Regions from separate parts of the Homo sapiens genome. Here all the other regions are linked to region 2. A link is a loop called in an ENCODE intact Hi-C map of the cell type or tissue named here. Cell type or tissue: B cell. All regions are shown on one strand.

Region 1 (5,000 bases), 620 kb after region 2:
TCCTGCTGCCATATTTGGTTTTCTTCCCATCTCGGGGACCCTTTTCTCTTACTATGAAATTGTTTCCTCCATTCTGAGGGTTTCATCATAAGGTGGGAAGTATAAGGCCTTCGCCACCTGTGGGTCTCACCTGTCAGTCGTTTGCTGATTTTATGGAACAGGCGTTGGAGGGTACCTCAGTTCAGATGTGTCATCTTCCCCGAGAAAGGCTGCGGTGGCCTCAGTGATGTACACTGTGGTCACCCCCATGCTGAACCCCTTCATCTACAGCCTGAGAAACAGGGATACTAAAAGTGTCCTGCGGCGGCCGCACGGCAGCACGGTGTAATCTTGATATCTTCTTATCTGTTCCATTCCTTTTGTAGTGTGGGTTAAAAAAGGCAGAAAGGTCAAATAAGAATGATATCACAGGGTGAACACCCACTGTGATATTAGGAGTAATACCTCCCTAGGATATAGAATATACTGTCACAGAGTATACACACATGGGGTACACCCACTGTGATATTAGAAGCAATATCTCCCTAAAGTATGAGGAAAAATATCACAGGGTGTGCACACTTTGTGATATGAGGAGTAATATTTACCCTGGATATTACGACTAATATCAAGGGTGTACACACAAGGGGTACACGCTCTGTGATATCAGGAGTTGTATCTCCCTAGGATATTACGAATACTATCACAGGGTATACACTATGTGTGTACGTCCACTGTGATATTTGAAGTAATGTCTCTCTATGACATTATAAATAACATCAAAGCGTGTACACCCCTGTGACATATTAGGAGTAACATCCTTCTAGGGTATTACAGATAACGTCACAACGTGTACACCTTCTGTGACGTTTTGTACACTCTTTGTGACATTAAAAGAAACATCCCCCTAGGATATTATGAATAATAACACAGGAGGGGTACACACATGGTGTACACCGCCTGTGTCATCAGGAGTAACATTCCCCTAGGATATTACGAATAATATCACAGCAGGTGTACACACATGGTGTACACCCCATGTGACATTCGGAAGAGCATGCCCCTAAGATATTAGGAATAGTATCACAGGCATTGAATACACATCTTTAATGCGTAATGTCACCCCCGGTGACATTAAAAATAACATCCCCCTTGGATATTACAAATAATATGACAGGGAGTACACCCCGTGTGACATTAGGAGTAACATCCCCCGAGGATATAACGAATAATATCAGAGGGTGTACATGCATTGCAACCTTAGTAGTAACATCTCTTTAGGATATTACAAATAATATCACAGGGTGTACAGGCATTGTGACTTTAGTAGTAACATCCCACTGGGATATGATGAGTCATATCACAGGGTGTACACCCCCATGACAATAGTAGCAACATTCCCCTAGAATATTACGAATAATATCACAGGAGGTACAGCCCCTGTGATTTACGAGTAGCATGTCTATAAACTATTACAACTCATATCACTGTGTGACTCTGTGTACACCCCGTGTGACTTTAGAAGTAACATCCCACAAAACTATGACAAAAAATATCACACGGTGAACGCCCTGTGATCTGAGGAATAACGTAGTTTTAGGGTATTATGAATGATGTGACAAGGTGTACACACCCTGTGACGTCAGGAGCAATATCCGTCTAGGATGTTAGGAAGACTATCACACGGAACACACCCCCTGTGACATTAGGATATGGCAAATAATATCACAAGGTGTACACGCATCGTGACGTTAGTGCTAATATCCCTCTGGTACACTATGAATAATATCACAGGGTGTACATCTCTGTGACATTAGGAGTAACATCCCCCTAGAATAGTAAGGATAATAACACTGGGTGTACACCCCCTGTGACGTGAGGAGTATCATCTCGCTAGAATATCATGAATAATGTCACAGGGTGTTATCGTCTGTGCCAATAGGAGTATAGACCCCTGGGAAATTATGAATACTATCACAGGGTGTACAGCCCTGTGACATTAGGAGTAACATCTTTCTAGAATATCACGAATAATATCACAATGTGTACACCACCTGTGTCATTAAAAGTAAAATTGCCCTAGGATATTACGAAATAGAACACAGGGAGTACACCCCGTGTGACATTAGAAGTAACACCCCCTCGAGGATATAACCAATAAGATCAGAGAATGTACCTGCACTGGGACATCAGTAGTAACATCTCTTCAGGACAATACGAATAATATCAAAGGGTATACACGCATTGTGAAATTAGTAGTGAACTCCCGCTAGGATATTAGGAATTTTATGACAGGGTCTACAGGCCCTGTGACATTAGCAGTAACGTTTTCCTAGAAGATTACGAAGAATATTAAAGGGTGTACAGGAAGTGTGAATTACGAGTAACATTTCCATAGCATATTGCACGTAACATCACTGTCTGTACATGCCGTGTGACATTAGGGGTAACATCCCACAAAATTATAACGAATAATTTCACAAGGTGTGCACCCTCTGTGACATTAAAAGTAACATTTCCCTAGAATATGACGACAATATCACAGAGTGTACACCCTCTGTGATATGAGGAGTGACATCTTATGAGGATAATACGAGTAAATTGACAAGGTGTACAAACCCTGTGACATAAGGAGTGACATCCCTCTAGAACATTATGAATAATATTAAAAGGAACATACCCCGTGTGAAAATAAAAGCAACTTCCCCTTAGGAGAATAAGAATAATACCACAAGGTGTACACAAAATGTGACATTATTATTAAGGGAAAGCTAGGATATTGGGAATAACATCACAGTGTACGGAGTCCTGTGACATCAGCTTTAACATTCCCCTACAAAATTACGAATAATAATGAAGGGTTTATACCCCTGCGACTTTAGCAGCCGCATCTTGCTAGAATATGGAAGATAATGTCCCAGGGTGGGAACCGAGGGTGGCAGTACAGAAAGGATCCTAGGAAAAATCGGGGACTAAAGTCACCCGACTTCTGCCACACTGGATATTACGATCCACATCACAGGGGGGCGGGTGACCTCCCCCCTTGAGGGGACTAATATCACCCCCGACTCCGCCCCTGGATAAGCCGACACACATCGCATGGGAGCGGGCGCCCCCTGCCATGCAAGGAGTAATAACACCCTCCTCCCACACTCTGGATATGACCGTCCACGTTCCAGGGGGGCGAGTGCCCCCCGAGATCCAGGCAGTCATATCACCCCTATCTCGCCCCTCTGGCTCTTAGGACCCCCATCGCAGGGGGGCGAGGCGCCCCCCGCGATGCGGGGACTGAGAGCCAGCCCCTCTCGCCCCCCTGGCTCTTAGGATCCGCGGTGGTCTCACAGCCTGTTTACCATATTGTGAGTAATATCATCTCCCCCTCTGGAGATTATGAACTGGTTCACAGAGGGGTGTACACCGTCGGTGTACAGAGAATGTACACCCGTCAGTATTGGAGTAATATCATCCTCTTCCTCCCTGAATATTAAGAACAGTATCACAGGTGTGTTTCTACTCCCTGCGGTATCGCGTGTCATATCCCCCTCTCCCACGTTGCAATTAGAAACAATATCAGTGGGAGCGTGTCCACCTTCTGTCGTAGTGAACGTAATATCATCCTCTTCCCTCCAGAATCATGGGAACAATATCCCTGGGGGGGTGTCCACTTTCTGTCATATATGTAGTCATATCACCCCCTCCGCCTTGGAATATTATTAAGGACCATCTCACACGCGGGTGTACACTTCCTGCGATGTTGGGAGTAACATCAACCTCTCGGCCTCTGAATATTAGGAAGAATATCACAGGGTGGGTGTTCACCTCCTGCTCTATGATGGGGAGTCACATCTGTCTGTTATGGGGAGTAATATCATCCTCTCCTTTTCAGGATATTAATAACAATTTCACAGGCTGGGTGAACAAAGCCTGCGATGCTGGAATTATTATCATCCTCTCCCTCTCGGCCTACTAGGAACAATATCACAGAAGAGGTCTACACTCCCTGCGATATTGGGTGTAATATCATACGCTTCTTCCGTGAATATTAGGAGCAATATCACCGGGTGGCTGTACATTCATTACTCTGTTGGCAGTCATGGCATACTCTACCCGCTGGGTATTAGGATCAGTGTCACAGGGTGAGTGTACACCTACTGCGATATGAAAACTAGTATCATGCTCTCCATTCCTGGATATTAGGAACAATATCACAGTAGGTGTACACCCCCTGCGGTATTAGCACTAATAATATTACGAATTATTAAACATCAGTCTTGTTAATAATTATCAATGGTAATATTAATGGAATAACGTTATTAATCATTAATGCTTATTTTCAAGATATGATTATGCATGATTAAAATAATTAATATTAATGTCATTTTTAATAGTAGCTATTAATCTTAATAATTATTGTTTTATTACCAACATCTCATGATTGATTGAAGTAACATTAATTACTGATATCATTATTTTATTATTAATAGTGATATTGCTATTAATTATTTATAGTAACCGTTAATATTTTCAATCCGTACTAAGTTTTACTGTCTCTACTGTAATTATTAATATAAATGATTACTATTGTTTATATTTACTAATATTAATAATTAATATAACTGTTCCCGATATCCGTGGGGGAGAGGATATTACTCCGAATATCGCAGAAAGTGTACACCCCTCTATGATGTTACTCCTAATAGCCAGGGGGTAGAGGATGACATTATTGAAAATATGGCAGTGGGTGTACATCCCTTCGGTCATCTTGTTCCTAATATCCTGGGTGGGAGCGGATGATATGACTCCCAATATCGCAGGTGGCGGAGACCTCCCCCGTGATACTGTCCCTAATATCCAAAGGTGGAGAGGATGATATTTCTTCCAATTTCGCCGGGGGTGCACACCACCCTTGTGATATCGATCCTAATATCCAGGCGGCGAGAGGATGATATTAGTCTGAATATTGCAGGAGGTGTACACTCCCTAGGGATATTGTTCCTAATATCCAGGGACGGAGAGGATGA
Region 2 (5,000 bases):
GCAACATGAAACCTTTTGGAAACGGGCCAGCCCAGAGTGCTCCAAGAGCCCTGTGCTGACATAGGACACTGTCCTGCACAAGCTGAGACACAAATGATGCTCAACCTTTTTGGCTTCATCTTTAGGAACTTGGCCCCTTTATTTTGTGCTTCAAACTTCAGTTTCTTGATTGTAAGCGCAAATGTCTGCAGGTGACAGGAGGGTGATGTAAATGAACAAAGCAGCCAGGTGTCCTCAGCTGGGGTCTGGTGGGGATTGAGGTGAATGGGAGAGCAGTGCCCAATGCGGGATCCCAGTGCCCCCGACCCCTGCTGAAGGTTACCAAGGTGGGGAGGGGACTCTAGGCACATCATGGCCAAATCTACCCATTTTCCAAGAGAAGCTAGAAATCCAGATGTTTATATGAATGCAGCTAACTTTGAAAAGTGGCAGTGAATTTGACTTTGCCTAAGACGCCTCATAGGCCAAAGAAATCCCACGTGCAGTCTGCAAGGGGCTGGTGCGTAGCCAGCTTTGCATCCCACAGCCTCTGGCTGACTGGTCGTGGATTCTGGCACATTGTTTGGGTAGGATAAGGGCATACACCTGCTATTTAATAACAATGTTGTGCACTCTCCACACATAAGTAACTTGTGAAAATACAACAAAGAATATCTCATAAAGCTTACTGCTTACTTAAAGCTCATTTCCTTCTGTACCCAAATGAAAGACATCTGCCCATCAATGACCTAGTCAAGCCATGGAAGAATGAGAAGCACATTTTAGAGAATGTGTTAATAAAAACAGTTCAACTATAAACATTTCCAAAAAGGTTTTAGAATAGAGCATCTCTGAGGATATCCCTTTAAGTAAGTCACCATCACCTGCATTATTGAGATTTAGGGGAAGGTTTAGGGGTGCAGTCACAGGAAGCTCAGGACAACATCTCAGCCACCTGTGACCTGAAGCACAGAGCAGGCCAAGTCCCTTGCTGCATGCAATTTGGGAGAGCTGTGGCCACAAAGCCGTGTAGTGGGATATTCTGGATCCTCAAACTTCTAGTGGGCATTGCCCACTCCTCAACACAGGGGCATCCCAGGCCCAGAAGCTTCAGCATGTGTCTGAACTGAAGGGTGGTGGTGGGTCTGCTGGAAGGCCACCTTTGCCTGCAGACAAAATTGTTCTTCCCAATTGAGATGGGGGCTTTGGGGCCATTGGGACTGACATAACAAAGCAAAGTGAGGCTGTATCATATGTCAAAAAGGCAGTTTCCTGAAATTGAATACTTTAAAAATGTGAGCAGAGTAGAACAGCCCCAGGGGTCGTCAATCATCTCTTCTGGTCCAGGCTAGCTCAGGAGGGACTGGAAATGCACCCACCCCCAACTCGAAGCCGGGAGTGTTCATTAGTGGCCTTCCTCTCGGAGGAGGGGCTGAGGCTTCAGGCCTAGCCTTTGTTTTCTCTGGCCTGGCATGTAGGCAGATTTTTAGCGTCATAAATTGGAGAGGTGGGTGCTAGCATGTTAAGTAAATCTTATTTCCAGCATGTCCTGGGGACCTGGGACTAATACATTTTAAGAAATGTTTAATAGTAGGCCGGGTGCGGTTGCTCATGCCTGTAATCCCAGCACTTTGGGAGGCCGAGGTGGGTGGATCACGAGGTCAGGAGTTTGAGACCAGCCTGGCCAACATGGTGAAACTCTGTTTCTACTAAAAATACAAAAATTAGCCCGGCGTGGTGGCGCACCTGTAGTCCCAGCTACTCGGGAGGCTGAAGCAGAAGGATCGCTTGAACCCGGGAGGCGGAGGTTGCAGTGAGCCGAGATTGTGCCACCGCACTCCAGCCTGGGCAACCGAGCGAGACTCCGTCTCAAAAAAGAAAAGAAAAGAAAAGAAAAGTTTAATAGTTTTAAAAGAGTAATACCTATATTCCAATCACTTAAAATTAACATATTTTATCCAATCAAGGCATATCATCATTTTATACATCAAGAAAGAAAAGAAACTAGCGAACAAACGGGGCATAATGCCGCCTGGCTCCGCTTCCCCCTCCCCTCTCCCCCCGTCCTTAGGAGACACCTCTGGAGTTCAGAAATGCTAGGAGAGCAAGCTCTTCATTCTTAGAATCCAGGAAGGGCCGGGCTTTTGCAGCTCTCCTCTGCCAGGAAGCCGCTGGGGGGCGCAAGACGCCAGCTTCTCACCTTGGCAGAAGTGCCTGCCTGCAAGCGCAGAATGGAAACTTCCCCATAACAAATTCAGAAGTACCTTGTACATTCACCACCCACCTGAAGAAAGCCTGAATGAAAGGAACAAAGCCACGGCGTTGTTTACTTTCCCATTATCGCCCCAGTCTTGCGGCAGGGCCCGGGTTTCCATCCAATCCACCCGGCCCGCCACTGTCCTGGCCAGTCTCCAAGGCTTCACCCAAAAAAAGGAAGCAATGAGGTGTCCCCCAGCGCGCCTTTTCACGTAGCACAGAAGGTGCTCAGTGGGTGAATCCTCTGAAAGTGCCAGCGTGTATGGTCAAACGGCAGCAACCTCTAGCCTATTAAACTCTCCCAAGATCTCTTCCAGACTTATTCCATTGCCGGAAAAAAGGCTTTTTACATATGCGCATTTAAGTAATTAAGATATTTCAACATGGTATAAGACGTAGGGGCTCTTACTCCATCAGTACTGGATGGGAATTTCCTTTTGCCCTCTACTCCCCAGGGTAACTGCAGTCCCACCTGAATGCGTTTTGCAGCCCTTACTCGGGTTCTATTTATGCGCAGCTTGGACAGGGCTCACTGGGCCCGGCCGGGCAGCTCCGTGGCCGTCCCTCTCCACCGCCCTTCCCCCGCGCCAGGCCAATGCAAGGGTGTGTGTGTTGGGGGGAGGGGAGGACAAAAGGGGTTCAGGATCTTTTTAACCTGCCTGCAGATGGCGCCCCGGGAAAGATTCCGAGCTGCATTACCTAAGCTCCAGGGGCTGCAGCCGCGGGGTCCCGGCCACAGGGCGTCCAGCCGCGAAGACTGCACAGCAGCTCTCCGTCCTTCCCAACTCGCGCGGCTGTTCGGCACCCGTGCGAGGAACGGATGGAAGGGAATTACTTGTAGCAGGGCCAGTACTGGGGGCGTGCACTCAGGGACCACGGAGTGGCACTCAGCCTCGACCCCACGCGCCAGGCAGCCCGGCGACCCCCACGCGCGGCGGGGTCCTGCCCACCCCACCCGGCGGCAGGTGGACAGTGTTGCTATGAAGAGAAAGCCTCGATTGTCCCTACAGCAAACCGCCACACGCCAGACCTCTGCTATTGTGCGCCCTCCATAGAAATGCAAACGAGCGGCGTGCGCCGGCCGCAATCTGCTCGTCCCCGCCCGCCCCCGTCTCCCGCGCCCCGCCGCGCTCGGCCAAGGGCGGGGAGGTGGGGTGGGATCTTCCAGAGACGGCTCAATGTACACATTGAGTATGCCTGGCAGGCATCACCAGCGCGCTCGGGACGCTAGTGGTCAGCTGCAGGGGGCTGTGCCCACTGCCTTTTGCAAGCCTCTAACTGGCGCTACCTGTTTTTACCTTAATTTCTGGCTCCAATGCAACAGTCTCATAGACTTCAAATTAAAGAAAAGAAACAAATAGAAAGGTAGCAATACAAAATGCAAAAAAAAATCCCTTTGCTTCTATAAAGGTGCTTTTCGCAAATTGCAGCATCATATAAGCAAACAAGGTTTTTGTGGGTTGGGTTTTTTCTTTTTTTTTTTTTTTTACTTTTTCCTTTTAAGGACTTCAAAAAAAAAAAAAAGCCAGGCGAGATGAAATCTGCAGGCTCCAGTCTGCCTGGTAACACCCCAACAAAAGCGGCAGATTTGAGGCATTGTCATCCCCCGCACCCCTCCCCACGTGGCCTTCTGGCACGAGCCGCTGGCTCGCCGCCTCATTTACATCAGAAAGCGGGTGCCGGCCAATAGGCGCGCAGCCTCGCGCCAGCTGGCGGCGCCGCACCCACCAGCCTATATAAGGGCGCGCAGCGTAGTAGGGGCGCACTCGCTGGTGGTGGGCGCGCCGTGCTGAGCTCTGGCTGTCAGTGTGTTCGCCCGCGTCCCCTCCGCGCTCTCCGCTTGTGGATAACTAGCTGCTGGTTGATCGCACTATGACTCTGGAAGAAGTCCGCGGCCAGGACACAGTTCCGGAAAGCACAGCCAGGTGGGTTTCAGGGCGCTGAGAAAGCCGCTGGTCGGTCGGCGACCGTCAGGGTTTTCCAGGGTGGGAATCCGCGGGGTAGGAGGGGAGCGCGGGGGTCCGGGCGCCAGATCCCGGTTGGAGAGCCGGGGTGCAGGCGCTGAGCCGGGATTGGAGTGTGGTTGGAGTTGGGGAGCCAAGGGTGTGTGCCGGTGGCCGGGGCTGGGGTCTCCGCCGCGCCCTCCGGCCGGCTCCCGCTCACTGCGCTGGCTCCTCCGCAGGATGCAGGGTGCCGGGAAAGCGCTGCATGAGTTGCTGCTGTCGGCGCAGCGTCAGGGCTGCCTCACTGCCGGCGTCTACGAGTCAGCCAAAGTCTTGAACGTGTAAGTGTAGACGCGGCCCAGGCTGGGAGACAGGGGCGGGGGTGAATGGCGAGGAGACTGGCGGATGGGAGGGGTGGCGGCGGGAGAACTCGGCTAGCCGGTTCTGACCTAGGTCCCCGCCTTGCCCTCGCAGGGACCCCGACAATGTGACCTTCTGTGTGCTGGCTGCGGGTGAGGAGGACGAGGGCGACATCGCGCTGCAGATCCATTTTACGCTGATCCAGGCTTTCTGCTGCGAGAACGACATCGACATAGTGCGCGTGGGCGATGTGCAGCGGCTGGCGGCTATCGTGGGCGCCGGCGAGGAGGCGGGTGCGCCGGGCGACCTGCACTGCATCCTCATTTCGGTGAGTACAGTCCCGTCCTGTCCCCGCCCCAGTGTCGTTCCCGCCTCGGCCCGCGGCCAGCCAGGCTGACCCTGCTCTCTCTCCGCAGAACCCCAACGAGGACGCCTGGAAGGATCCCGCCTTGGAGAAGCTCA
Region 3 (5,000 bases), 320 kb after region 2:
CTATTCTCCACCATCTGTGGTTGGAAAAACTTGATCAGTAGTTAAGATTTTTAAAATTAAAATATCCCCTTAACCTGCTGTGATATGATCTACAGTAACAAGCTAGCCTTTAGAAATTCTCCTACAATGGCCAGGTAGAGGATTGGCTTGGTCAGAGCAGGGCACAGCTCCATTCTGGCTGTTGACTCAGAGCCTCTCTCTAGGGTCCTCAGACAGCGTGCTGTCAATCAACTTCAGCAGGATCACTGACACTAGCCATGATTTATTGGACTTAGCATTCATTATGTCTTTTTTTTTCCCTTATTCACTCAATTTTTGCCCCAACTAGTTTTCAAGTTAGGTAACCACCATAAACAGTTTGTAGTTTTTTCCTGTCATACCTTAAATTCCTTAAAAATGCAATTGTGAAGTATTCGATTTGTTCCAAGTACTATACAAATATTCTTACATGCTATGAATGTGTAAGCGTAACATGCAAATGTAGCTATGTTATGGTTACAAATCTTATAGAAATATCACTGCTGAGGTATAAGATGAGACTAATACCATAAATATATGCCATGACCCAAGCCAAGGAACCTCCTCTGGGCTCTTCCACCTTGTTATTCTAACATCACACTCCCATCCCAACCTACTTCTGAAATACCTCCCAAATCCATCCACATTCCTCATTTTCAATGCTGCCATTCTAGTTTCAGCAATTATCATTTTTTGCCTGGACTACCCACTGGTCTGCTAACTGGTCTCTTACTGTATCTCTACAATCACGTCTCTGTTGCATAAACTTTCTCATGGCTTTCCAACACACTGGAATAAATTCAAACTACAAAGACCCCACCAGCCAGCCCAGTTGCCTCTCCACATATCCTATTCCCTACCTGGGCTTACCTGCTCCCTCCACGTTCACAGGCTTCCTTCTGTTCCCGGGCTCGGCAAAATGGCGCCTGCCTCAGGGACATTGCCCACACCACAGTGTCCTCCATGGCGGGCTTCTTCCCTTCACTCAGTCATTGCTTCAGAGGGGCCCGTCCTGATGATTCTGCAGAAAGTTCTGTGCTCTCTGCTCACCCTCACAAGGTGAACACGCTGGGCCTGCCTCACCGGCTGCCATGGCCCCATCCCAGAGCAGCACCTGGCCAGGGCAGTGGCCAGCACACACTGTGGAGGGAATGAATGGGGGACAAAACCTATCTCATAGGAGTGTGGGGTCCAGCAAGGTCACGTCTGGGCATCCAGTGCCCTCCCTGGCAACAGTGAGTACCACATGAGTGGTGGGGGAGAAGTCATCAAAGTCTTTCATAGCTCACCTCCGACTCTCCCTAGAACTCTAGAATCCCTTTTGTGTTCCTTTAAAGACATTTTTTTTTCTCTTGAGATGGAGTTTCACTCTTGTTGCCCAGGCTGGAGTGTAATGGCGCGATCTTTGCTCACTACAACATCCGCCTCCTGGGTTCAAGCAATTCTCCTATCTCAGCCTCCTGAGTAGCTAGGATTACAGGCGCCCGCCACTATGCCTGGCTAATTTTTGTATTTTTAGTAGAGACGGGGTTTCACCATGTTGGCCAGGCTGGTCTCGAACTGCTGATCTCAGGTGATCAGCCTGCCTTGGCCTCCCAAGGTGCTGGGATTACAGGCATGAGCCACTGCGCCCAGCCCCTTTAGAGACATTTTAACAGAGAAGTCCTTCAGTCCCTCAAATGCCCCACCTTCCTTTTTTACAGCCTTTTTCCTCTCCTGAGAAATAACAGGATGGTTCACCCAGGCATGAGGGTCAGCCCCACCTCCCCCGTCTTTCTTTTCCATCGGTTATCAAGCCTGGTCTGTATCACCCCTTGACATCTCACATATCAATCCCTCTTTCCATAACCAGCAGGGCATCTTCATGACAGGTTTGGAACCCAAGCTACAGAATCAGTTCCTAGTTCTACCCTTGGACAGTTATGGGACGGTGAGTAACAGATGGAAAAACTTTCAGCCTCAGTTTCTCCCTCCTTAACGTGGGAAGAAAAGTAATTCTGTAGTTAATGTGGAGACTTTCTGAGAGGAATAGAAAAGACAGTTGGTGCAGGCATGTGGCTGGCACATGGGAGAACTCAATAGTGAGCAGCAGGTATCTGCCCGGGGCAGGAGTGCTTCCTCATGCCCGGGATGGCTTTCCTTCTTTCACCCCAGCCTCCCGCCCAGCCTATGCCCTACGCAGCAGAGTGCAGAGGATGTTCCCAAAGCCTCCATAGGATGGCGCCGTGCTTCTCCTAGTGCTGCCTCCTCAACTCAGTCCCAAATCCAGACAGCTGGGTTGGTGCCCTCGGCTCGCAGGTCACAGGCTCTGATGCACTCTGTCTCCACCTGTGCAGTCCTCTTCCTACTTCACATCCCCTCCTCTCTTCCTGTGTCTGCTTGGGCACCCCGTCCCTCCACCCCAGACCTGTAGAGACAGAGCTGGGATGTCCTTACGTTGGCCTCTCAAGGTCCCTTAATATAGCCTCCCATAACCCTGACTCACAACCGCCACCTTTTGGTTCCTCCTACTCCATGGCATGCTGCTGTGGAGGCCAAGTCCCCAGCACTGCGTTCCCCAGGCAATGCTGAAGAAAAGGCCAGGGCTGCTCATCAAGGAAGGTGTTGTCATTAGGGCAGCCGTGGTTTTCCTAGGCAGCCAGACTTACCATGGGCATGTAGAGAAAAAGCACCAAGATCTTTGTAAAATTGACTTCCATTTTGTGTTAAAAGGCTTGTTATACCTATAAACAGTGATAACAACATATTTATACATGGGAATAAGACTTAAAAACAGACACAAACGGGCCAATCAACAGTATCATGGAACAATGTGTACTTTACAACACCATTCTTTTTTCAAGTTGAAAGCATGCAAACCTAAACAGTATATATTTTGAGGGATGTATATGCATGTAATAAAGATTAGAAAAGCAAGGAAATGATGACAAAATAAACATTTGAAAAATAAAATGGGAAGAGACAAGAGGCCAAGGACTGTGGCAAGGTGGAGTTTGGGTGGACAGCAGGGAATAAATGCCGGATTGGGTGAATGGGGAGTGAACTCTACCCACCGTACTGGCACAGAAACTGGGATGTGGGGATGCTAATGTGGCCGAGATCACATAGCTAGGAAGTGGCAGAGCTGGGATTCATGCTTAGGTTGGTCTGACTCTACAGCTCTTCATGTTGTTCCTTGATACCAGAGACAACATCAAGAAAGCCATGTGTTAGAACGAGCTCGTCTGGGGTGGAGGGCAGCAGGAGAAGAGAAGGCAGCTGGGAGGCCAGGTGGAGGGTGGCGGTGGCCAGGATGGAAATGGAGGAGAGGCTGGAAAGGCAGGAAGGAGCCCCAGGGAGTGTTGTCTGAGAAGCCTAAGTTGGGGCATGAGGAGGGAAAGTGTGTGAGTTGAATAGTGTCAAATGGAGCAGACGTCATAAGACTTTTGCTATGGACTGAATTGTGTCACTCCCAAATTCATATGTTGAAGTCCTAACTCCCAACATGGCTGTATCTTGACATAGGGTTTTAGGAGGTAATTAAGGCTAAATGAGATTGTAAGAGTGGGCTGTTGTCATGGGGTTAGTGTCCTTATAAGCGAGCTGAGAGCTTTCTCTCCCTCTCTTTCTCTATCCCCTCCCTTTTACCCCACTTCCCCACTTCACCACTTGAGGATAAGCAAGAAGACAGCCATCTGTAAGCCAGAAAGAGAGCCCTCACCAGAACCCCACCATGCTAGCACCCTGATCTGGGACCTCCAGCCTCCAGAACTGTGAGAAAATAATGTCTGTCATTTAAGCCATGCAGTCTATGCTGTTTTGTTCTGGAAGCCCAAGAAGACAAATACAGCCTCGTTCCTGGAATGTTGAAAGTGTCACTGGGGCGAAGATGGTATACAGCCTCTTATTTTGAACTCCCACTGTTCTAACATTCGTTCATGAAACATCTTTTGTGAATTGATGCCAGGCAAGTGGTATAAAAAGGAAAAGGCACCCGTCTTGTGAGTCCAGGCTGCATCCGCTGAAGCTGTCCCTGCTGGCGGCTGCAGTTCTCCTCACAGGGCGACCACATTCACAAACACCCTCAGGGCAGTGTCCCAGAAACAGAGCTTCCCAACTGAGATCTGTCCTACTTTTGAAGATGACTGCTGTATTGCTCAGGGAGGGAGAATTTTCAATCCTTGCAAAGCAAGACAGAAACAAAAGGGGTACTTGGCCTTCTCAACCGGTGTGCATGTACAGTATTTGAGGGCGCTACCTTTAGACAGCAGGGTGAGTGTGCAAAGGGATCCTCGTGTTGGAAGATGGGGGTAAAGGGGTATGAGTCTGAGTTCCTCCTGAAACACCAGCCTCTCTCAGAGGCAGCAGCGGAGCTCCGCGTATGCTGGCGCTCTCTTTCTTGCATCGTGTTCATGGATTTCTAAATTCCCTTGCTAATGGCAACAGAAATACCACCATCAAAACTAACGTCTCAAGGGTCCAAGGTTTCAATCACACAAAGCCCAGGTTATCATAGGAACATGGGGCAGGCAAGGAGGGGGCCCCTGGGGAGCCATCTTCATGTGTCCTCATTAAAATGAAGGGAGTCATTCAGAGATTTGACTGTGTTTGTCTCCTTCTACTATTTTTCTTTAAAAAGCTGTTTCAGTTAGAGTAGGAAGAGCAAGATACACTTATTTCTGAAATGGGTGCAAGAACTTTCAAATATGGAAACACAACACCTTTCTATTTTTTGAATTCTGCTTTTAAAACGGAAAAATACTTGTTCTTCTTGAGAATTGGGCTTTCTGCTTTGAAGGAGGTAATATCAAAGCAATATTTTATTTGCAAGTAATGAACTGTACTCTTTTAACTTGTTTTGCTAAAGCATTGCTCTTCTGGGTACTTCATAGTTAAAGTATTGTGCCCTCCCACCTACCCTGAAGTTTTTGCTAGTCTTTGTGCATGACATTCAAAATAACGTACTTCTGCCACTACAAGGTGTGAGCACACTTCTAAATGAC
Region 4 (5,000 bases), 1.3 Mb after region 2:
TGTTTTTCATGTTTACCCAAGGCAAAACACCCCCACAGATTACTCACAGTGGCTAAAGAAATACCTAGAAAATAAGTTTTGGTGCATCTTTAGACTACAGGAGAACATGTCAGAAAAAAGTTGAAGAAAATATCAGTGACCACCTAAAAATAAAGAAGTATATGTGTAGATAACAACCATAACATCATCAAAAGAGAAATGAGAAACTGGGAGTAAGTAGCACTAATGCTGACACATAGATTAATAGCTTTAATATACAAAGAGATTCTAAAAATAATTAACAAAAATATTAACTGTCTACTAGGATAATTGGCAGGGAATATCAGTAGTAGTTTATAGTAAAGCAAATATAAATAGTTCTTAAACATATGAAATGTTGTTTAACTTCATGAGAAGAGAAATGCAAGTTAAAACTATGGTGCTTAACTGTGTCCACCTATGATCCAAATTTTAAAAGCTTGATAACACTGTAGTAAAGGCATGGTAGATAAGCACTTTCACTCTTCCTTGGGGAAGTCTGAAATGATGCAATCTGTAAGAAAGGCTCTGCAATTTTATTTCTAAGTATGTACAGATATTCTTGCATTTGTGTGAAATCATGTACATGTGAAGGTGTTTTTTCCAAAATTGTATAATTGACAAAGTCTGATAATAATTTAAATGCCTATCAATGGAAAACAAATGAAATTGGTTACAGTAAAATTGCTACTATGGGAGGCAGCTGAGATCTAGAATTGTTTTCAAAATATAATTTTAAGTGTAAAAGTCAATGTCCTGCAACACACACATACACATACATATATGCAGAATGTGTTGATATCGTATACAGTATCCTAGAAAAATACAGAAAATGCTGGCAATGCTGGTTGCCTCTGGAGTAAGAGATGGGAATGTTAAGAAATCCCACTTTTCATTGTAAACTCTGTTGTATCTTTTTAAATTTGAACCTGTTAAGAAATTTTAATCAATTTTTTTAAAACAGAAAATTAAATAGTAGAGAGTAATTAATCTGATTAATATTGTGAAAATACCTTTCTGGCAAAAAAAAAAGTTTGCTTTCTATTTAAGTTTAGAAGAACTTTAAAGTATACATTGAATTTTTTATAGAAATAAGAAACTGGAAATAAATATTACTAATGATGACACATATATAAGGCCAAAAATATCAACAGATAATTTTTAAAAGATCAAGGTTGTAAGGTTTAAGCTATAGATTAAAAATATTTTAATTGCTTATCAGAAATATTTTAGAGCTAATATGTATATTTTCACAAACAAATGGGGAACTTTCCATTATGTAATCAGTCATGAGAAAAGAATTGTGAGAATTATGTCAAATGTCCCATCATGTTAGCTAAGAGATAAATAACTTTCTTGAACTTGTTAATTTGCTCAGTGTACATAGTTGTTTTAATAATTCAGGCACAAAAAATACATGTTAGAACTTGAACTACCTATAGCATCTAGATAGTTAATGAAAAGTATGTTTAGATTTGAAGATGATTATGAATCAGATAATTTAAATTTTTCATAAAATTACTAACAGGCTGATGCATTTTAAACTTGTCTTTAGAAATTAGTAGCTTACTGCCAAGCACAGTGGCTCATGCCTATAATCCCAGCACTTTGGGAGGCCGAGGCAGGTGGATCACTTGAGGTCAGGAGTTCAAGACTAGCCTGGCCAATATGGTGAAAACTCATCTCTATTAAAAATACAAAAATTAGCCAGGCGTGGTGGCACACGCCTATAATCCCAGCTACTCAGGAGGCTGAAGCAGGAAAATCACTTAAGCCTGGGAGGTGGAGATTGCAGAGATCGTGCCATTGCCCTCCAGCCTGGGAGACAGAGCAAGACTCTGTCTCAAAAACAAAAAAAGAAAAGAAAAGAAAAGAAATTAGTAACATACTTATAAAGTATAAACAAAATTAACTTAAGAATACAACTAGTAGTCTTTAAATGAATTAAACCCCTCCCAATATTAGTCCTGGAATTTCTTTCTCTGCTGCTTTAAGCACAGAACCTTATCCTTCTTTTATGGAAAATAGGTGGAAATTAAACAGCAACATCTCTAAAAAGACTTCCAGGGAACTTTTCAGCTTTGCATTTCAAAGGCACATCCCCTAAGAGGATTAAACTGAAATGTGTCCCAGAATTTCCAATTAAAACCCATTTTTCATGTTTTATTCCAACACATACATTGGTGATTATAATATTTTAAAACTTACATTTAAGTACAGGGCTCAGTGGGAAGAGAAAAAAGAAAGAAACATCCTCAAGTTGTACCCTGTTGCTTGGTAATGCCTTAGTAGACCAGACCCTTGAGAAAATGTGTTTTCATATAATTATAAAGGAACAGATTTTAGATCTTCACTGTAAGAGAACAGTAATTGCAGAGGTCAAGTGTTATTTTCATGGATCTCAGAGCAAAGCTAATAGTAGCCTATTCCCCAGCCAACAGTCTGCCCTCGCCTGTGGGGGTCTACTGAACCAGGGTAATTCCACCAAAAAAAGGAAACCAAACCTAGTTTATTGCAGCCAATATTTCTAAAGCCAGCTGGCTCTTTTGTCACTATTATTGTGATGACTAATGACTGTATTGTCATCTGCATTACTGCTGTTGCCTAATTTGAAAATGGCCCAAGAATCTGGGAGTAAAAATTAAGATCTAGTAAATGGATGTTAGGACACTTGGCAATACTCTGGAATCAGGAAACTCTGAATGGACCTATCAGTTCCACAGACCAATAATTTTTTCCTCTTTTGTTCACTTTTGGATCACCAGCTTTTAAACATAGGCACTCAAAGAATGCTTGTCAAATACATTTTCTATTCGCAGTTAAACCTTACCAATAGGAAATCAGGGATAATAATTTATAACTGGACTTATTATTGCAGAGTGATATCCTTACCTGAATTTATAAAATTTAAAGAAAAGTCACCAGTTGTTCTTTTGGAAGGTAGAAAGCGAAGGTGGCTAATGCCATCTAGCGGTGGACTGAAGGTTTGAGCCTGTTCTGAGTATTAGCAAAAATGAAGAAAGTGGAATGGTCAACATTTCATTTACACCTTGTTGCTCACTGTGCAGAACAGATGACACTTATTGATTGGGACAGAATGGCTCTCTCAAATGCAAACATAAAGAATAAAAGGTTAATAGTAATGTAGACCGGAAATATATTTTTTATTAAAATTAAATGTCATTACATTTTTTAAGAATAGTATTTTTACAATTTATCATTATGCCACTGTGCTCATTCTTTACAAACTCCTCAAATTTTTCTTTTTAACTGAGCATTTTCTTTTAGAGATTGTTTTGGTTATTGTTCTACTAAGTGGCATATTCACCAAGTGCTTTGGGAAAGATGAAGCATGGATTTTGCATCTTCATCTTTATCATAAAGTAACTACTGTTCTTTTAACTGACTCAATAGGAAACCTCCCATTTCTTCCACATTCTTCCAGTTGTGGCATCATTCTTTGCTCCAGTCCTGTTAGTCACCAGAAAGAGATAGGGGCAGGGAGCCCAGGGATCTGGGTAGGAGAGAGTTGATGTGGGGTTGTTGAGAGACATGAGGGTTCTTTGTGGCTTGGCTTAAAAGGCTTATAATCACATAGTGGTCTGTGTTGGGCAGCATGGAAATGAAGCCCCAAGCTTTATTGGCTATAAACGTGGAGTTCTAATTTCCGAGGAAGATCTCCCATCTGTTTCCCTATCCATAAGCCAAGATAGACTAGGGGTGAACAACACACTGCTAGTGAGAGTATAAATTATTTGTGCCCAGGGGTTTAGATTCTCTGTGTCCATCGCTACTAATTCTTACTCATTCCTGACACCCTAGTATCCCTTTCAGCATATTTTGACAACCCCATCTCTGTTTTAAAATTCTTCCCTGCAGGATTCATATGTCAGGGAATTGCGTTCTGGTTTAATTGGAACAAGCCATTTGGAAGTCCTCCTGGTCTGGAGAACATTCTGTGAGGTAGAGAGGCTGCAACCCCAGGATAATGTCCTCAGTGGGAGGGACAGGAGGTCTTATGTCAAGAAGAGGTGATGGTCCCTCTCCTCACCAGTGATGGCTAGTCCGAGGACATCCTTTAATTCCACATCTGTTCAAGTTTTGTCTTTGGATCTCAGAATGTGCCTGCCTGCAGGGAAAATCAAAGGAGTTGAAATGACAGTAAATATTAACCTTGAAAGAGACTTTAAAAAAAATAAAACTATTTTCAGCCTAGAATTGGTTGCGGGAGAAAACTGGGCAAAAGAGGAGGACAGAAAGCCTAGGGGATCACCCAGTTTCTGTCAGGACAGTTTTCCAGAGGCAGGATAATTATATTATAAATCAGAAGTGAAACCACAGCACAGTCCTGTAATCATATGTAAATGTTTAAAAGAAATAGATTGTCATTTGGAATTATTCATTCTTATTTCTCTTCATCAGCATAAAGGCTTGAGAGAGAGCTAATTTTTAAAGCACATTAGATTATACTTCACATCTCCTAGTTTTTAGAAGTGATTTTCATTCATTCACCCATCCATTCATTCATGTGTTTGTTCAACACATTTTTATTGAGCGTCCTTGTGGACGTGGCACAGTTCCGAGTGCAGTGAATAAATGTCTCCCCCTCCTTGAGCTTATATTCTATTTTTATTTTTGATGTGTCATAGTTACTTCTGTTAATCAGTTCAGTAGAAGTGCTGAGATACTCTGTGACAAAACAGATCCCATCGACATCATTTTTACAAATAAGACCAGATGTCCTTTAGCCTTGTCAACAGGCTTGGGCCATGGTGAACAATGTCTGCCTCTGAAGTGCTCAGCAGACCGTGTGAAAGAAGAAGGTCCGGGTGTTTGGAAACAATGGCTGAGTGGCGGTAGTGGTGCATTGTGACCTCATTATTCTGCTTTTGGTTTCTCGCCTTGTAATATGAATAAGGCACATGAGGATTTAGTGTGTGTCATAAGATAAGTGACTGTCACGTTAAGCTTAATGTCTCTGT
Region 5 (5,000 bases), 280 kb before region 2:
CATTTTTAAAAGTTCAAAAACACTGTAAAACACCTTTGCCTTTTTAGCTGCTAGGAAAGTGTTTTGGAGTTATTCTAATTAATTGCTATGCTATAGAAACATCTTAAATGAGCAGCCAGCATACATCAGGTCCATTGGTTAAGAAAGGGTGTCTTTACACATGAGGGCAATAAATTTTGAAGGTTGTGATTAGCAGCATCCTAAAATCTACTGCCACTACCATAGGTTGTGTCCAGGGTAACCAACAGAAACATGACAAAATCAAGTAAACTTCATTACACTTCCGGGTAGACCCAATAGTGCTGAAAGGAAGGCGACAGCTACCCCTAAACTTCCAGCATAAATTCCTGCCAGACCAGACCCTAAGGATCACTTCTGCTAGAGGCTGTGTAGTGAACTGAGACCCACCAGGACAGAAATCTGAAAAAACTGGAGCTGCACCTGCCTTACTTGCTTGAAATACTTCGTATTCAATGGTAGAGTTAACGTCTGTGCAAGGGACAGAGGAAACCTACAATTTGCCTCAACCTAATCCCCATTCCTCAAATAGCCTGTTTTGCTGACATTTTCTGTTCCTTAAATCCACTTGCACTTTCCTCCAAGCCTTTGAGTGAGAGGAAAGTTCCTCCTCCATCTATTGAAATCCACTCTGCATTCTTCCCTGTACTTTTGGTCAACCTCCTATCCCTGCCGCACTTTATACATTTCTCTCAATATTTAACGAATTTGCTCTGTGTAGAACTTTTTTTTTCTCGTGAAAATTATACTATTCCATCTCTTGACCATATCTTAGCACTTTTTTTAATTTTTGAAAGAAACCGAGCGATTTTTAAATTATTTTCTGTGGCTACTTCCAAACTTAAGGTTTCTGGAAATTTAGGATACCATCAAGAGTCTTGTAGGCTTTCCAGGTTTGTAGGACCTACAGGGTATGCAATTCCTGTAAGTCACCAATCTTGGGGAAATTTTAGGGAAATGCAGTGGCGGGGGTGAGAGTAATCTCGGCCTCCTCAGTTTCCTTATTAGTAAATCTTTCTCTTCAGGTGACTGCTCAAAGGTCACCTCAGCGAGAGGCCTTTCCAGACTACCCCATCCCGTCCTAACGCTAGACTCGTGAGGCCCAGGGGAGAAAAGTAAATCACGGCCTAACTCTTGTTTATAGTCGCTACTGCCTTGGTGGAGACTATCTCCGATATCCCAGCACTAAAAGGCAGATCCAAGACTCCCGCAAGCTACGGTGGGTCCCCAGCCCAGAGGACTCCTGGGGGTCCCCATTTTCCGCAAGCGCCCCACTGCCTCCACGTGCTGCCCGCGCAGGTCCAGTGCCGCCGCCGCGTACTTCCGGCCGGAAGAAAGGGCGGGCTCTGTCGCTTTGCTGTGACGCACTTCCTGGCGTCGCCTGCGGGGGCGGAAACGCTTTGTCTGTCCGGCAAGCCGACGGCCCGCTGCTGGCCTCCGTGACGCGGCCTCCTCCGCGCCTCGCGGCATGGCGTCGGAGGGGCCGCGGGAGCCCGAAAGCGAGGTAAGGGCCGACGGGGGCTCTCTCGGCAGCCTCAGTCCGTCCGCCTGCCTCGCACTGGGGGCTCGGCCGGGCGGTGACGGGGCTGGTCCAGCGGGCGTGGGTCGGATGCTGGTGACGGCACGGGAGCGCCCTACCGGGTGGCCGCGATCTTCGCGCCCCGCCTCGGGTCCGCCTTGGGGTGGCGGTCAGCGGCTACAGACCCCGCCCACAGTTAGCGCCGCGTCTGTGGTGCGATGTCACCCAGCGCAGTGACTGCGGCCCAGCCCGGCGCTCCCCGCAGTCGGGGCGGGGGGACTCTGGCGAGCTTCCCGCGCTCTTGGGAACGGATAGATTGTTTTAAAGGATCCTGCGTTTTTCTGAACGTCATTCTCCGCTCTACGTACTCAGCATTACCACTAGATGGAGCCCTGGCGATCGCTTGCATCATTTTTAGACCCATAAAATTCTCGGTGAAAGTAAATCTCTTACTACGTCACTAAAAACTAAAGAAAGAAATCTTAGTGAATTGAAATTTCAAAGGCTCGTGGTGATAATATTTTCTAGCAAAGCAAGGTTTGGTATTTCAATAAAGCAAGACTTAGTGGTTCATGAGTAAAATGCATATGCTTTTGTGCAACTTTTTCAAGAAAATGTAATGGAAATAAACGTCTGCAGTGTGTTTTGGGTGCTGTAGTTAAACAGTCCACGTGTATTTGACTGCAGTAGTTGTACTGTGTGCAGTTCTATTATTTCTAAGTGAATCTGTGGTAAAAACACCCTTATTCCAAGATCTAAACTATATAATCTGTGTTGTTTTATTTCCACTTGAATTCGTTGTCATTTTTCACTTTTAATGTTTGAACTACTGCCTTTTCTACAAAAAAAAAAGCATTGGGGAGAAATCGTTAGCAAGCAGGTTCTTGTCTTTACGAGGCAGAAGTTTTTAAACAACATCGGGAACATTTCTGGGGCTATTAGGAACACCTCTTGGGTCTTTTTGTTTGTTTATATTTGCTTGATCTCTGAATGTTTGTGGCCAAAACCTCATATTTTTCCTCAGGGCATCAAGTTATCAGCAGATGTCAAACCATTTGTCCCCAGATTTGCCGGGCTCAATGTGGCATGGTTAGAGTCCTCAGAAGCATGTGTCTTCCCCAGCTCTGCAGCCACATACTATCCGTTTGTTCAGGAACCACCAGTGACAGAGTATGTATCTTTCTAAAAGTCTTACCTAGGGGCTTACATTTTGGATTTAATGGTGATTAGACTTTCAAATACTCAGCAGTTACTGCACTAAAGTTCTGCAGATGATGAGAGAATGCTCTTCAACCAAGAAGAGTCTGAGCCAGTAGCACAACTTAACTGTATCCTGTGCCAAAAACAGAAGCTTTAACTCCCCTTTTTTTTCTTCATACTCATTGTTATTTTCGGCAAAGAAATAGTAGAGACTGCATTGCATTTGTTAATAAGAAATGCAGTTTCAGGCCAGGCGCTGTGGCTCACGCCTGTAATCCCAGCACTTTGGGAGGCCGAGGTGGGTGGATCACCTGAGGTCAGGAGTTCAAGACCAGTGTGACCAACATGGTGAAACTCCGTCTCCACAAAAATACAAAAATTAATCAGGTATGGTGGCGGACACCTGTAATCCCAGGTATTCGGGAGACTGGGGCAGCAGAATCCTTTGAACCTGGGAGGCAGAGGTTGCAGTGGGCCAAGATAGCACCACTACACTCAAGCCTGGCTGACAGAGTGAGACTCTGTCTCAAAAAAAAAAAAAAAAAAAAAAAAATCCCGTTTCAAGGTTCATTTGTTCATATGGTTTAAAAATATATCATATATCTAATGGGAGATGAAATGTGGAGGGAAGGGCAAAGAAAGGACCAAATAAACGTACTCCTCCTTTTTAAGGTTAACATTTTAAAATCTTGTTGAGCGAAGGGGAGGGGACTAGCAACCATAGCTGCCTCTGTGTGGATAATTTTTTGGAAATTGTTGACTTTTGCTTTCCACCTTTTTACTTTATATCTGTTAATATGGAGATGAATTTTACACATTTCAGGCTTAAGTTCTTCTAAATTTGAGTTGAAAGAAGGCTTACATTTTTCCTTACATTTTCTTTTTCCTTCTCAGGATTCATTCTCTAGGTTTACAAAATGGCTTCCTCTTGCAGCTGAATTTAGACAAAAAAAGTATTAATCTTTCACATAATTGTGTAGATTTATTTGTAGATCTGTTTTTAAGATTTGCATCAGGTGTAGTTCTAATCTAAGAATCCTAATGCTTTTTTCTTCTTTGATATGATTCTAACTTGTTTCCTTTTATTTGTGCCTGCATGATGTAATTGAAAATAGTTTGTACTGTATATAAATTCTAGAATTATATTTGCAAGAATGAGAATTGTAATGAATAAGAAAATGATTGAGTTGTCTTTTGTGTTTAGGAAATACTGAAAGTTGTATTTTTTTGACGAAAGTTGAAACACTACCTTTATATGCTGGAATTTGGTCTTTGGTAGGAATACCCTATTTTTCCACTGTATTTCATCCACTGTAAAGGGGAGTTTGGCATGGGTCTCACTTGAGTTGTTCCCTACCTTGAGTGTCTCACATAACAAAATACAAAAATATATCTCAGTGACAAGAGCTCAAAGCCATCTGCTAGGTGGTATTTAGTTACTCAAAATAGTGGTGGAAAACATTCACATGGCTAAAGGAACATTTTGGCAGTAACATGAGTGGAGACTAATCAGAGACTCAAGAATGGGCAGTGCTGAATTTAAAAATTAGTTTTCTTGGCCGGGTGTGGTGGCTCATGCCTGTAATCCCAGCACTTTGGGAGGCCAAGGCGGGTGGATCACGAGGTCAGGAGTTCAAGACGAGCCTGACCAACATGGTGAAACCCCATCTCTACTACAGAAATACAAAAATTAGCCGGGTGTGGTGGCAGGTGCCTGTAATCCCAGTTACTCGGGAGGCTGAGGTAGAGAATTGCTTGAACCCAGGAGATGGAGGTTGCAGTGAGCCAAGACTGCGCCACTGCACTTCAGCCTGGGCAACAGAACAAGACTCTCTCTCAAAAAAAAAAAAATAGTTTTCTTAACTCTTCTTTTTTAGCTTTGGTTTATGACCAAGGAAAAGTATTCACGCCTGGCAAGAAAACAAGGATAAGGAAGGCATTAAGTTGAAGAGGAAGAGTTAGAAAGGAAAAGATCCTTTAAAGTGGGGATGAAATAATGAGACTTCACATGGTTGAGAATTGATTATCTGAGCAGTTCTAATATAGATTAAAAATTGCATTGCCATAGTCAGATTACATGTAAATGGAGATCTCTTGCTGCTGTGACAAAAGGAATAGAAGTTTCTGAAACAACTATTTCCTCCTTCTTACTTGTTCAACTACATAGCATCCTAAGTCAACTTTGTATGTCCCCTTCCCTCATCTTTCCTTAAAGAAGGTATAGTAACCTTTTACAGAATTTGTCCTCCTCCAGTACCTTTCA

What was found. Hi-C counts contacts between places; a loop is a spot of excess contacts. Peaks named below come from ENCODE experiments on the same cell type or tissue, not always from the same donor. Only the 100,000 strongest peaks of a DNase experiment are listed, where the experiment ranks them.
Region 1: a loop joins it to region 2, with 14 times the contacts of the local background. A loop is called at or near these places in 18 of 110 quality-filtered maps.
Region 3: it touches region 2 in a loop (17-fold over the local background); 74 of 110 quality-filtered maps call a loop at or near these places.
Region 4: a loop joins it to region 2, with 8 times the contacts of the local background. A loop is called at or near these places in 59 of 110 quality-filtered maps.
Region 5: a loop joins it to region 2, with 16 times the contacts of the local background. A loop is called at or near these places in 4 of 110 quality-filtered maps.

The regions. Positions count from the first base shown.
Region 1 is chr9:90,216,634-90,221,633 of GRCh38, forward strand. It overlaps the pseudogene OR7E31P. Among named protein-coding and RNA genes, the nearest start is that of MIR4290HG, 180 kb to the left of the region's middle. In B cell, CTCF peaks have their summits at 3,101 and 3,305; a DNase peak (open chromatin) is centred at 3,068; H3K4me3 peaks cover 436 bases.
Region 2 is chr9:89,601,015-89,606,014 of GRCh38, forward strand. It overlaps GADD45G (growth arrest and DNA damage inducible gamma), which reads left to right and starts at 3,998. Exons shown (of 4, transcript NM_006705.4): 1 at 3,998-4,160; 2 at 4,418-4,519; 3 at 4,653-4,866; 4 at 4,955-5,000. The coding sequence starts at 4,108. LOC105376139 (a long non-coding RNA gene) reads right to left here and starts at 4,002. Exons shown (of 2, transcript XR_930105.3): 1 at 1,726-4,002. RefSeq lists an enhancer at 2,809-3,707 and a silencer at 3,318-3,367. In B cell, a CTCF peak has its summit at 2,154 (motif pointing right); DNase peaks (open chromatin) are centred at 2,187, 2,777, 3,907, 4,927 and 1 weaker place; H3K4me3 peaks cover 2,816 bases; H3K27me3 peaks cover 2,402 bases.
Region 3 is chr9:89,917,029-89,922,028 of GRCh38, forward strand. No RefSeq gene overlaps it. Among named protein-coding and RNA genes, the nearest start is that of MIR4290, 100 kb to the right of the region's middle. RefSeq lists an enhancer at 4,148-4,317. In B cell, CTCF peaks have their summits at 2,504 (motif pointing left) and 2,707; a DNase peak (open chromatin) is centred at 2,503.
Region 4 is chr9:90,868,238-90,873,237 of GRCh38, forward strand. All of the region lies in intron 7 of SYK (spleen associated tyrosine kinase), which reads left to right. Among named protein-coding and RNA genes, the nearest start is that of SYK, 69 kb to the left of the region's middle. In B cell, CTCF peaks have their summits at 2,984 (motif pointing left) and 3,183; a DNase peak (open chromatin) is centred at 2,984; H3K27ac peaks cover 2,865 bases.
Region 5 is chr9:89,317,091-89,322,090 of GRCh38, forward strand. It overlaps SECISBP2 (SECIS binding protein 2), which reads left to right and starts at 1,410. Exons shown (of 17, transcript NM_024077.5): 1 at 1,410-1,522; 2 at 2,562-2,707. The coding sequence starts at 1,487. RefSeq lists an enhancer at 1,060-1,279 and a silencer at 1,450-1,769. In B cell, CTCF peaks have their summits at 1,911 (motif pointing right) and 2,111; DNase peaks (open chromatin) are centred at 491, 1,551, 1,721 and 2,531; H3K4me3 peaks cover 2,192 bases; H3K27ac peaks cover 3,412 bases.